Linked DNA regions of Homo sapiens: region 2 is linked to region 1. Evidence: chromatin loops called from intact Hi-C (ENCODE). Cell type or tissue: A673. All regions are shown on one strand.

Region 1 (5,000 bases):
ATATGTAAACATGTAATTATAATAAAACATGAGAAAGTGACACAATAAAAATATGAACAAATTGCTTTGGTGGAACAGAAAAAAGGGAACTAACTCTCCCTGGGGAAAGTTTTAAGTTGGAAGATAAATACCAGAACAAATTGGAAAGTCATGCAAATGGAAGTTAAAACATTTAGATCATTGTACAAATAATAGAAAGCAGAAAACAAAAACGAACAGTTTCTGAACTGAGACATTTAATGTGGGGGAAGAACTCAGAGCTCATTAAAAAGACTTCCTGTGCCAAGTAACTCATGAAGAACACTGAGGGTAAAGAGTCATTGTTACTGAGTTTGGAGTCACATAGCATTGCCTCTCTTTCCCCAGATCTTTTTCCATGTTTTATGCTCTATGGGATCAACTTTGAGTGGTGCTTTGTTTACATGTCAGCCTCGGATAGCATTGATCCAAGTGGACACCAACACAGAATTATAGAGGGAGCCACACTGAGTCAGCACTGGGACACAAGGACCAACAAAGGCACAATGGAAGTCATCATGTGCAGGAAGTATATGGGCGTAGGTGTGTGGCAAAAGATATCAACATGGCGTGTCAATGCCTGGGGAGAGTATGGACACAGAGAAGGTGGGTATATGCACAGAGAAGACAGAGGAAAAGGGACCAGTGTGAAAATGAATGGAAGAGAGACAAACTGAAGTGCAGATGCTAAGTTACAGAATACAGAAGGAGAAAGAGAAAGAGAAATAAACAGAATCCAAGAAGTAGATGTTAGCAGAGGCTCAAAAACAGAGAAAGAGTTAAAGATACCAGGCAGAGATTAACAGATTACTCACAATGCCAGCTCAGTAGAGTAGAACTTCACTGTTTGACTTTGAGTTTCACAAGACTGTCCATTCAGCATATTCTATGGAATGCCATGCCCTAGAAATATCTTTTCAGGCCAAGAAAAAACTGCTATCTTTCCTTCTACCTCGCCTTTCCAATGTGAGGTTTCAGCAATACTCCTCTGTATCTTGAAAGTATACACATAATAAGTAACCTATTATGATCACTCCGATATATTTTAAGAATTTCATTATTTTCTGACAAGGAAATTGAGAATTGTAGAGGGAAATATTCAGCCAATTATTTAAAGGCAACATGCCAACTGGGAAGAGAGGCACATTAATTATGCTCCTGTGATCAAGCAGCAATTCCTATTAAAGTAGCCAAGAGCTGGGCAGGCAGTATCTGTGGCTACATTTAGCTAACAGCCCATTTCTACTTTACATTTCCAGCCTAATCTGTAAAGCCAACGAGAAATGTCACAGCAGCAGCAGCAGGACTCCTGAAAGCAGCCACAACATACTGCTGTGGTCAAACCTTAGAGTCCTTTCTGGTCTTTGAAGACCTGCCACCGGGGAGGTGGAGACCAAGCCGCATGCCTTCTTGCTAACAAGAAGAAACTTACTCCAGTATAAAGAGAGAGGGACAACAGAAAAATAACATTTTCCCCTTTTTATTGCCATTTCTGTAGTCACCTTCTCTCCCAAGCCCTTACTGGGAAGGTGTGTCTGCTTTCTCCAAATACTATAAAGTCATAGTCTTCCAATTATATGAACCTATCTACAAGGGCAATTTGGCCTACTTACAGTGAAAGCTCATCAAATAGAAAAGAAAAATATGCCCGTTGACATAAAGAAAAAAATGATATTCCTTCATTTGGTCATTAGATTTATGATAACATATATGCTAATTCTTCTCCTAGATGAGTGGTTTTACTCTGGGTGAGTAAAACAGACCCAGGAGATCTCTGAAAAAATCATATCCCATAGTGAAACTAAAGCTTAGAGCCAAACAAAACCTTAATCTAAAGGAGGTAGGAAGAGAGGCATACATAAGAGAGGAAGCAATAGGAAAAAAGAAAGTAGGGTCCATCCTAGGATACTTCCTGGGTATAAGAGGGGGATTCAGGGCCTTCCTGCAGAGCTCATTATCCTCATCCACCAGAGCAGAGGAAGATCTAAGAGCCAGGCTATGTGGCACCACATCCCTGACTAGTAATTTTCTAGACATTGCTGAAGTTCTTGCAATGGTCAAAACCTCACAACTGTACTAGGCAACCCATTTCAATGCTGGACATCTTCAGTTACCAGAAAAGATGATCACAAGACCTGATTCAGGAAGTTCTGCCTTGTCTCTATCACTCTGCTAATCTTTCTGCAGCAGCAGACCTCACCTGTACTTTATATTCTTCTTCCTTCAGCCCAAGCCCTTTGTATTACTCTTGGTTTGATTTTTTTAAGTGCACTCCTGCTGGACTTTTGCTTTCCTTGACTGTTTTTCCAGGTGCCTGACATTCTTTTTATATTCACTTTTGATGCTCTTCTTGCTGTCTTCAGTGTGGGTCTATTAAAAAACTGAGCTTTTGGGTTCTCCCTGTGCCGCCACTTTAGTTTCTAACTAGATCCCCATTTTCCTTCTTTTCTAATTGTGAATACACAATTGCATTTGGAATTATATTTATTTTTCAAATGTTCCAACTTTCTGAGTCACAGGATAGCATTTTATTAGAGTGTTTATTGTGGAAGCAAGGATAACATTATATCACAGTGAAAAGATACATTATAGATCCTGAGGTGCACAGAGGGCATGGATTGATGGCCAAATGAGTACTACAATAGACATCCCCTTCTAGGTACCCCTTCAGGAGAGTTATTGCATAAAACAGAACAACAGCACCACATGAGAAGCGGATGCTGAGCTACGCCCACTCACTGGCTAAGTGGTTTGTTTCTGCTGACCAGGCTTTCGAGATGAGTGATTCTAATTATTGCTTCAACAAAATCACAAATCTCAATGAGTCATGGATATTTGGGTGGCTTTAGAGTAGTTAAAATCACAGATGTCAAATTCACAAATGTTAAAAGCCAACAGCAGGGATCAAAACACAAATGTTTATAGGAGCCAGGCAGGAAATGAGTAACTCAGGATGGATGCAAGACAATAGAGAGTTGTGAAGACTATGTTTAATTGGGAAGAGATAATAATCACTAGCAGAGCAAACATTGATATAGCACCTATTTTGTACCAAGCATGGTTTGAGGAGATTTAGAGATATTGATTTACTTAATCCACAAAAAAAGCCATACGACGCAGTTCCCTTATTATCCTCTAATTTAAAAGTAGAAAAACTGAAACACAATGAATTAAAATTATGAGCACATCCCCCGTATAAATGGGGCATCTACTACTCAAGTACAACTAATTGTTGTCATTAAGATCAGGGATCCAATGTTGTCAAATCTTCTGATTTTACAGAGAAGCTAGGAATTCAAATTTGTATGTTAAATCTTAGTTTAAGATTATGACTTGTAATCTTTAAATATAGTAGCCATATGTAGTCAAACATTTCCTGCACTAAGCCCAGGACACTAGTTTGTGTTTCTGGTATACAATTCACATTTATAGGCATCTTCCACAAGAATGATATCTCTGCAGTTAACACTTTCTGCATTTCCTTTCTGGAAAACTCAGGAATAACAAGATAAAGGATTCCTTAGGGATAAAAACAACAACAACAACAACAACAACAACAAGTTAATGGAATTTCTGGCCCATAAGTGCTTTGAGTAGATGCACACACCCCACTGTTGCTATGTAAGACCACAGTTTCTGAATTCCAGAATGGCAGAAAAAACTATGTGTAGAGCAGGTAAAAGTAAATCAATAGATTAAAAGCATCTTCAATAACTAAACTTTTCAAATTCCTTTCTGAATCACCTACAACCCAAGTCATTACAACCATCTCTACCTTCTTTCCCTCCTCTGATCAACTCCCAAATAAGTGGTGCTGAAGCCACAGAACTGCGTTTGAGGCTACCTACAGTTCCAGTCCACTCAATTCCCACACACCAAAAAACTCTCCAACTATCCCAGGATTAGAGTTATACTCCAAAAAGCCCCTTCTGGATATCTCTACATTTCCAGAGAAGTGATTATTCCTCTTAGGAAGAGCATACAATGCAAGCACAGAAAAGGTCATAGAGTTCAGATCCTTTGTTTTAAGGTTAAAATAATTAAGGCTTAGGAAGACACAGCAATTTGTGGAAGGGTTTATTCTACTAAGCAATCTGTGAGCCTCATTCCAGTGTTCTATCAGTTGACTAGTTGGTTTACTATTTTGGACACTTCAAAGAGAATTTTAGTGTACCATGAAGGCAAATAAGTGCAAAATCTAAGTAGTTTTTAGTTAATTGATTTAATGCTTTTCCCCAGTAGTGATTTCCCCCTTTTTTTCCTCCTGGCTAACCACTACAAATTATTCAAAGACAAACCATTGCTCCTTCCATGAAGCCTTCCAAGACACTCTTTCTTCACATTATGTTCAACTGAGATGTATTTTCTTTGTGCATTCTACATCTACTTTTATCATCTTTCTCATCATACTGTACTACAATGACCCTCTAGGTGTTGGCCCTGGTCCCCTCAACTCCTGCCTCCTAAAGACAATGAATGGACCTTTTTATTGTAACCTAAGGCCCAGCAAGTTACTGACAGATACATAGCGAGCTGTCATAAAAAGAGTTAGTTTAATGAATAAATGAGTAGATCACTTTCTGTCTCCTTTGGGAGACAGAAGAGACAGCTGATATCTCTACCAAGATGCAGAATATCTGAGACTGAACACTGCCACATAGGAAAGAAAGGACTTCCTAAGTGACCTTATTCTTTGAGGGATATAGAAAATGACTCTCTGTTCCCAGACAATTTCTTTCTATGATGATAGACTCTTAATGAAAGTGCAATTGTTTTACCAAGAATGGCTCATCAAACATCTGCAATACTCATTATTTTTTATAGATAATCTCTTTGGAGGTGAACTCTGGTACAAGGGGCATAAGAGGAAAGAAAAAAAAAAGAATTTCCTGGGTTTGACCCTTGTATAGGGTAGGCCCTTGTACTGGGCTTGCTTGCCTGCTAAGAATTAGCTACTGGGGTGTCAGAAACCTGTAATATGT
Region 2 (5,000 bases), 190 kb before region 1:
GACTAATACAAGGATCCTAACCTCTTCAAGGGCTTAAGACGTCCTGTTCTATATCTTTTTTTCCCCTTAATGTCTTGTTTCACTACTTGTTTTTCCCCCTCCATCTTTTCTACTATTTATGACTCAATTTCTTTTTTATGTGTTTATTTTATCCCTTCTGTCTCTTCTTTAAGCTATTAGTGATGTCAAGTGGTCACTCCTCAAATTACTAAACTCATTTCTAGGAATTGCCATGCCATATTGACTATCATTACAAAAATGTACCATGCAAATACATTTGACTGTGTTCAGATGACTGAGGTGTCCACATGTCTATGGGTGTTTATTTGAAGTAAAGAAGCTAGAGGATTATATTCAGTTATCCAGAAACTTGGCAGAATGGCATTAAAGAAAGTAAATTAGGAGTCCAAAGATTCTGCAGTGAACCATGTGAGAAGAATGAAACAATAAAAATAAAATAATTTGACTCTTGGCTTTCTGCCCTTTTTCATTAAAAATTGCTAATATTCTGCTTCATTGCCAAAACTCTGGGAAGATGTTTTTTATTATACCTATATTCCTCAGCCAACTGAGAGTAGGGCCTTGAAAACAAGCCCTTCGTAACTAATATCTCAATGACACAGAAACTATGACTAGTTTGAGCACATGTGGCTTCTTTTTCCTGTCCTTTCTAGAAATAATTGCCCTCCTTTAATTTCATTTCTGCCTGATATCTTCCATCCAAAGGCCAAGACTTAGCCTTTGGCTTCTGTGTCCTTTAATGTATTCCTGAATATCTCCTAATTTTCTAATGAAAACTTGATAGTTCATGACCGAGCAACACGCACTAAGTTCAGACCATAAGTGTTACATATTTCAAAAATTTCTCCAACATTTGTGATGGAGCTGCCAATCATCTCTTAATTCCTATGTGCCATGACTCTGAAAATGAGCCCCAAATGGCACAAATACCTTCTTTATTTCAGCCCTGTCTCAACTACAAAATAATCTCAATGCCCTTCATATGCCTATGGTTCTCACTCAGCCTAAACCCAAATACATTTTAAAGCGTTCTTTCTCACAATTCTACCTTCTGGGTTTATTTTTAAATGAAACCATTAAAGCTTGAACCTCTAATATCAAAATAAAATGGGTTAGGCAAGTGGTAAAAATGGAATAGAAGCCAAGCCAGAGTTTCCTATAAGTTGCAGCAATAGCAATACGTCATCAGAGAGGGAAAAAATAGGAAAATTAGCTTGCTCTGTCACTTGACAATTTTACAGAACTGGAATTTTATATGGAATAGGCATTTGGGTTAAACTTTTTCTATTCTACCCCTGCAGAACTTTTCCCTGCGCTTCTCTCCTCTGCATCTATTATAAAAGTCTAGACCTCAGAGGCAACTAATATAAACTGCTTTCCCCTCCTCCTTGTATCTAATTAATTTCACCTTCCTTGGAGTTCCCATGGTATATATTACCTGCTGCCAGGCACCATGAGTCATTTGTGAACATATCCGCCTCCCCAGCCAGAATGTATGCACCTTGAAGGCAAAGAACATCTCACTCATTTTGCATACACTTGGCTCGAAGTAGTCCTCTGAAAGTGTTTATTAAATTGAATTGCTTTCACTTTGTAAGATTAGCAGGCACTTTGATTAATGGCTTTTTCTTTTTTTCAAAGACTTCCTTTTTTGGTGCAAACTCCACGTGACCCGCAGTTATCTAGGGCAGTAAGTAATGTTCAAGTGATTATAGCAGAAAGCTAAGATTCCACCAGCGCTCTGGGAGTTGCAGGGGAGATCAGCAGAATCACATGCTTAATATTTTAAAGAAGTGGCATGGTCCTTTCATGGAGGTTTCTGCCATCGATCCCTTCCAAGGATTCAGTCACTCAGCCACATTTAACATTCACTAGGTCAGACCTTTATTCAAGCTGACGTCATCTGAACCCTCGTGCAATTCAATCATAGCATACATTCTGCCCAACCTCCTCCTACTCCTCCCCCAGCCTCTTGCTAGGGTGTCAGCCAATAAACAGCAGTTAATCCAGACCCCAGAACTTTTCGAATCCGTCTTTCCAGAGCTTCTATTTAGTTATGCTGCAGGGGAAAGGGTCGAGAGTGAAAGATAGAGGCGTGGCCCCTCCCATAGCAGCAATGAATCTTTAAGACTTGAGTCTCTGGGCAAAGAGAGAACTCTCCCTTTCTTCTTGGAAATGAAATCGAGCAGCACTATCAGCCAGGGGCCAGCCACATGAAAAGGGATTCCTAGTTGCCTGTCCCTTACTCCCGGATGTCAGAAAGAAGTCGGATATTTCTCACGCAAGAAATAAACACCCCTCTGCCCGCTGCTGCTTCCTCTGATTTCTCCGCGAGCATGAGATGACTGAGTAACGCAGCTGGATTTTTCTAGTCCCCAGAGTTCAACACCCGCCCGCTCACCTCTACCATCCTCTCTTCTGTTCCCTTCCTCTTTTACTTCCCCTTCCCCCACTTTCCCTCATTTAAATACAAACGCTTAGGTTTCCCTGCGCTCCGGAGCCGCCATTGACATCAAGCAGGGTCTCCATAGAAACCAGGAGGCGCGCAGCGGGCTTCTGCAGCCCCAGCCCAGGATTCCCAGGCAGAGGTGTGGCTCGGTCCAGAGGAGCTGCGGGGAGACCTTCTCCTTATTAATATGAACCTGGGGAGGAGGAGAGAGCGTTTAGGCAGAGAGGGCACGCGACGAGGTAGAAACAGAAGGGGCTAAGGGAACAGATTATCTATTAAAAATGTTTGGTTTTAGCCTAGGAACATTCAGAGGAGAAGTAGTCCAAGACACCCCAGGGTCAGGGTCTTCCTCCTCTCAATTTTTCATGTACTCAACAGATCTCAGCTTAATGTGGAGATTATTTGGGGGAGCCAGTTTCCAGTGTTTAGTTGCAACGAAGCAGCTGCCACGCCCTGGACTGCATGCAGCAAAACATTCTTCCTGAAAGCACTTAAAACGGGCAAGAGAACCACACCTTTGCACTCGTCTTTTTTTCCTAGCCATTTTACATGTTACCTCATTTTATCCTCACGAAGGTGGCGTTATGAACCCCATTTCATAGACAAGGATGCGCATGAGACGGTGGTTTATAGTTATTCTGTCCATAGCCTTACACCTAATGTCTTGAAGAAAACTCTGCACCTCCAGAGTAAGAGAGTCTTTATTTTCCCTTCTCATCCTCATTCTTCTTTGGCGGTCACTCCTCTGACCTTCTCCCATCTTTCTCCTCTCAAGCATGGTCATAAAAAAATTCTTCTGAAAGTACATCATAAGGCCCCATTCCAGAAGAGGGGTCTTGCCCTATTCCTGGAAGCAAAGAAGAATTTGAATAAACAGGACTTGCTGAATTCCCCCCATTTTATTACCACTAGAACATAGGTTTTTGTTCTCCAATCACACTTCTGTATGGCTGTCCATAAAAATACCCAGTTTTCCCTGGGGTCTTTGGGTCTTCATTTATGATGCCTGCCATGCCACATAAAACTTTGGTTAAATAAATTTGTTATGCTTTTCTCTTGTTAATCTGTCTTCGTTATAGGAGTGTCAGCTGTGACCCTTTGATGGGTAGAGAAAAGATATTACTTGCTGTCCCTTACAGTTTTTTTGCTTCACATATTAAAGATTCTTGTACTAGTTTCCTGTTGGTGCTATAGTAAATTATCACAAAGTTTTTGGCTGAAAACAACACAAATTTATCTTTATCTCACAGTTCTGAAAGGATGTCAGAAGTCTCACTGGTCTAAAACCAAGGTGTCTGCAGTGCTGTGTTCCTTTTGGATGCTCTAAGATAAGAATCAGTTTCTTGCCTTTTCTGGCTCTTGGGAGCTGCTGGCATTTCTTGGCTCACAGCACCCTTTCTTCTTCAAAACCAGCAATAGCATCCCTCCAGCCTCTGTTGTCACATTTCCTTCTCTGGTCCTGACCCTCCAGCCTCCTTCTTTAAAGGATCTTTGTGATTACACAGGGCACACCTGGATAATCCAAGGATAATCTCTCCATCTCAAAATCCTTAATTTAATCACAGTTGCAAAGTACTATTTGCCATCAAAGATACTATATTTACAGTTCCAGGGGATTAGGAAAGAAGGAATTATTCTTCCTACCACAAACCTCATGTCTTTTATCATCTTAAAAATAATGACACTTTAAAAATCTTTGTCTCTCCTAAATTGTAAATCAATTTGTCTCTTTCCTAATACAGTCAAGTGTTTTTTTTGTTGTTGTTGTTGTTTATAAACAAACAAAAAAAATCCATTCTCACTATGTCTATTTCCTTAACTACCATTTATTTCCTTACTGTTAATTAGCTCCCCACTATAATTTACTTCTCTCTCCATGGTATAAAAACTCTTCTGTCAAAATTCAAAATTACTTTCAAATTGCCAATTTCATAGACATTTACTAGTCCCTTCTTACTCTACTTGTTAGTAGCCTTTGACTTTAACATTTTCTTTTTTATGAAATTCTCTCTTTTCTTGGATTCCGAGACAATACTCCTATTTACTGTCCCCCACTGCCCTCTCCACACCCACCCACCCCCCCAGCCCCACCAACTCTCTTCTTAAATCTTTGACTTCTACTCAATCCTTTTTGTGGACTTCTCTTCATCTTCCTGTCCTTAAACATGAATGTTTTCTACAGTATTGCTACTCAAAGTGTGGTCTGCATACTTGCAGAATCAACATCACCTGGAAGCTTGCTGGAAATTATGATGATTAGACCCCACTCCAGGGCTACTAAATCAGAACTTGTATTTTTACAGGATCCTCAGGTGACTTGCACACACACTAAAGCTTGCGAAACACCGGTCTTGAATTTCATACTTGATCCTTTAATATACTCCCTGAAAGATCTGATCTACCATTCCATCTCTGGCCATAAGCCTCAAATTTATGTCTTCAGCCTATATAACCTTTTCAGATTTAACTCATATATTGAGCTATCCATCAGACATCTTTCTCTAGATGTTCCAAAAGCACTTCGAATTCA

The links. Hi-C counts contacts between places; a loop is a spot of excess contacts. Peaks named below come from ENCODE experiments on the same cell type or tissue, not always from the same donor. Only the 100,000 strongest peaks of a DNase experiment are listed, where the experiment ranks them.
Region 2: a loop joins it to region 1, with 2.4 times the contacts of the local background. A loop is called at or near these places in 1 of 110 quality-filtered maps.

What each region holds. Positions count from the first base shown.
Region 1 is chr3:115,319,455-115,324,454 of GRCh38, reverse strand. No RefSeq gene overlaps it. Among named protein-coding and RNA genes, the nearest start is that of ZBTB20, 170 kb to the right of the region's middle. In A673, no CTCF peak of the experiment used is centred here; DNase peaks (open chromatin) are centred at 224 and 2,854.
Region 2 is chr3:115,510,226-115,515,225 of GRCh38, reverse strand. No RefSeq gene overlaps it. Among named protein-coding and RNA genes, the nearest start is that of GAP43, 110 kb to the left of the region's middle. In A673, no CTCF peak of the experiment used is centred here; DNase peaks (open chromatin) are centred at 1,975 and 2,435; H3K4me3 peaks cover 1,322 bases; H3K27ac peaks cover 1,159 bases.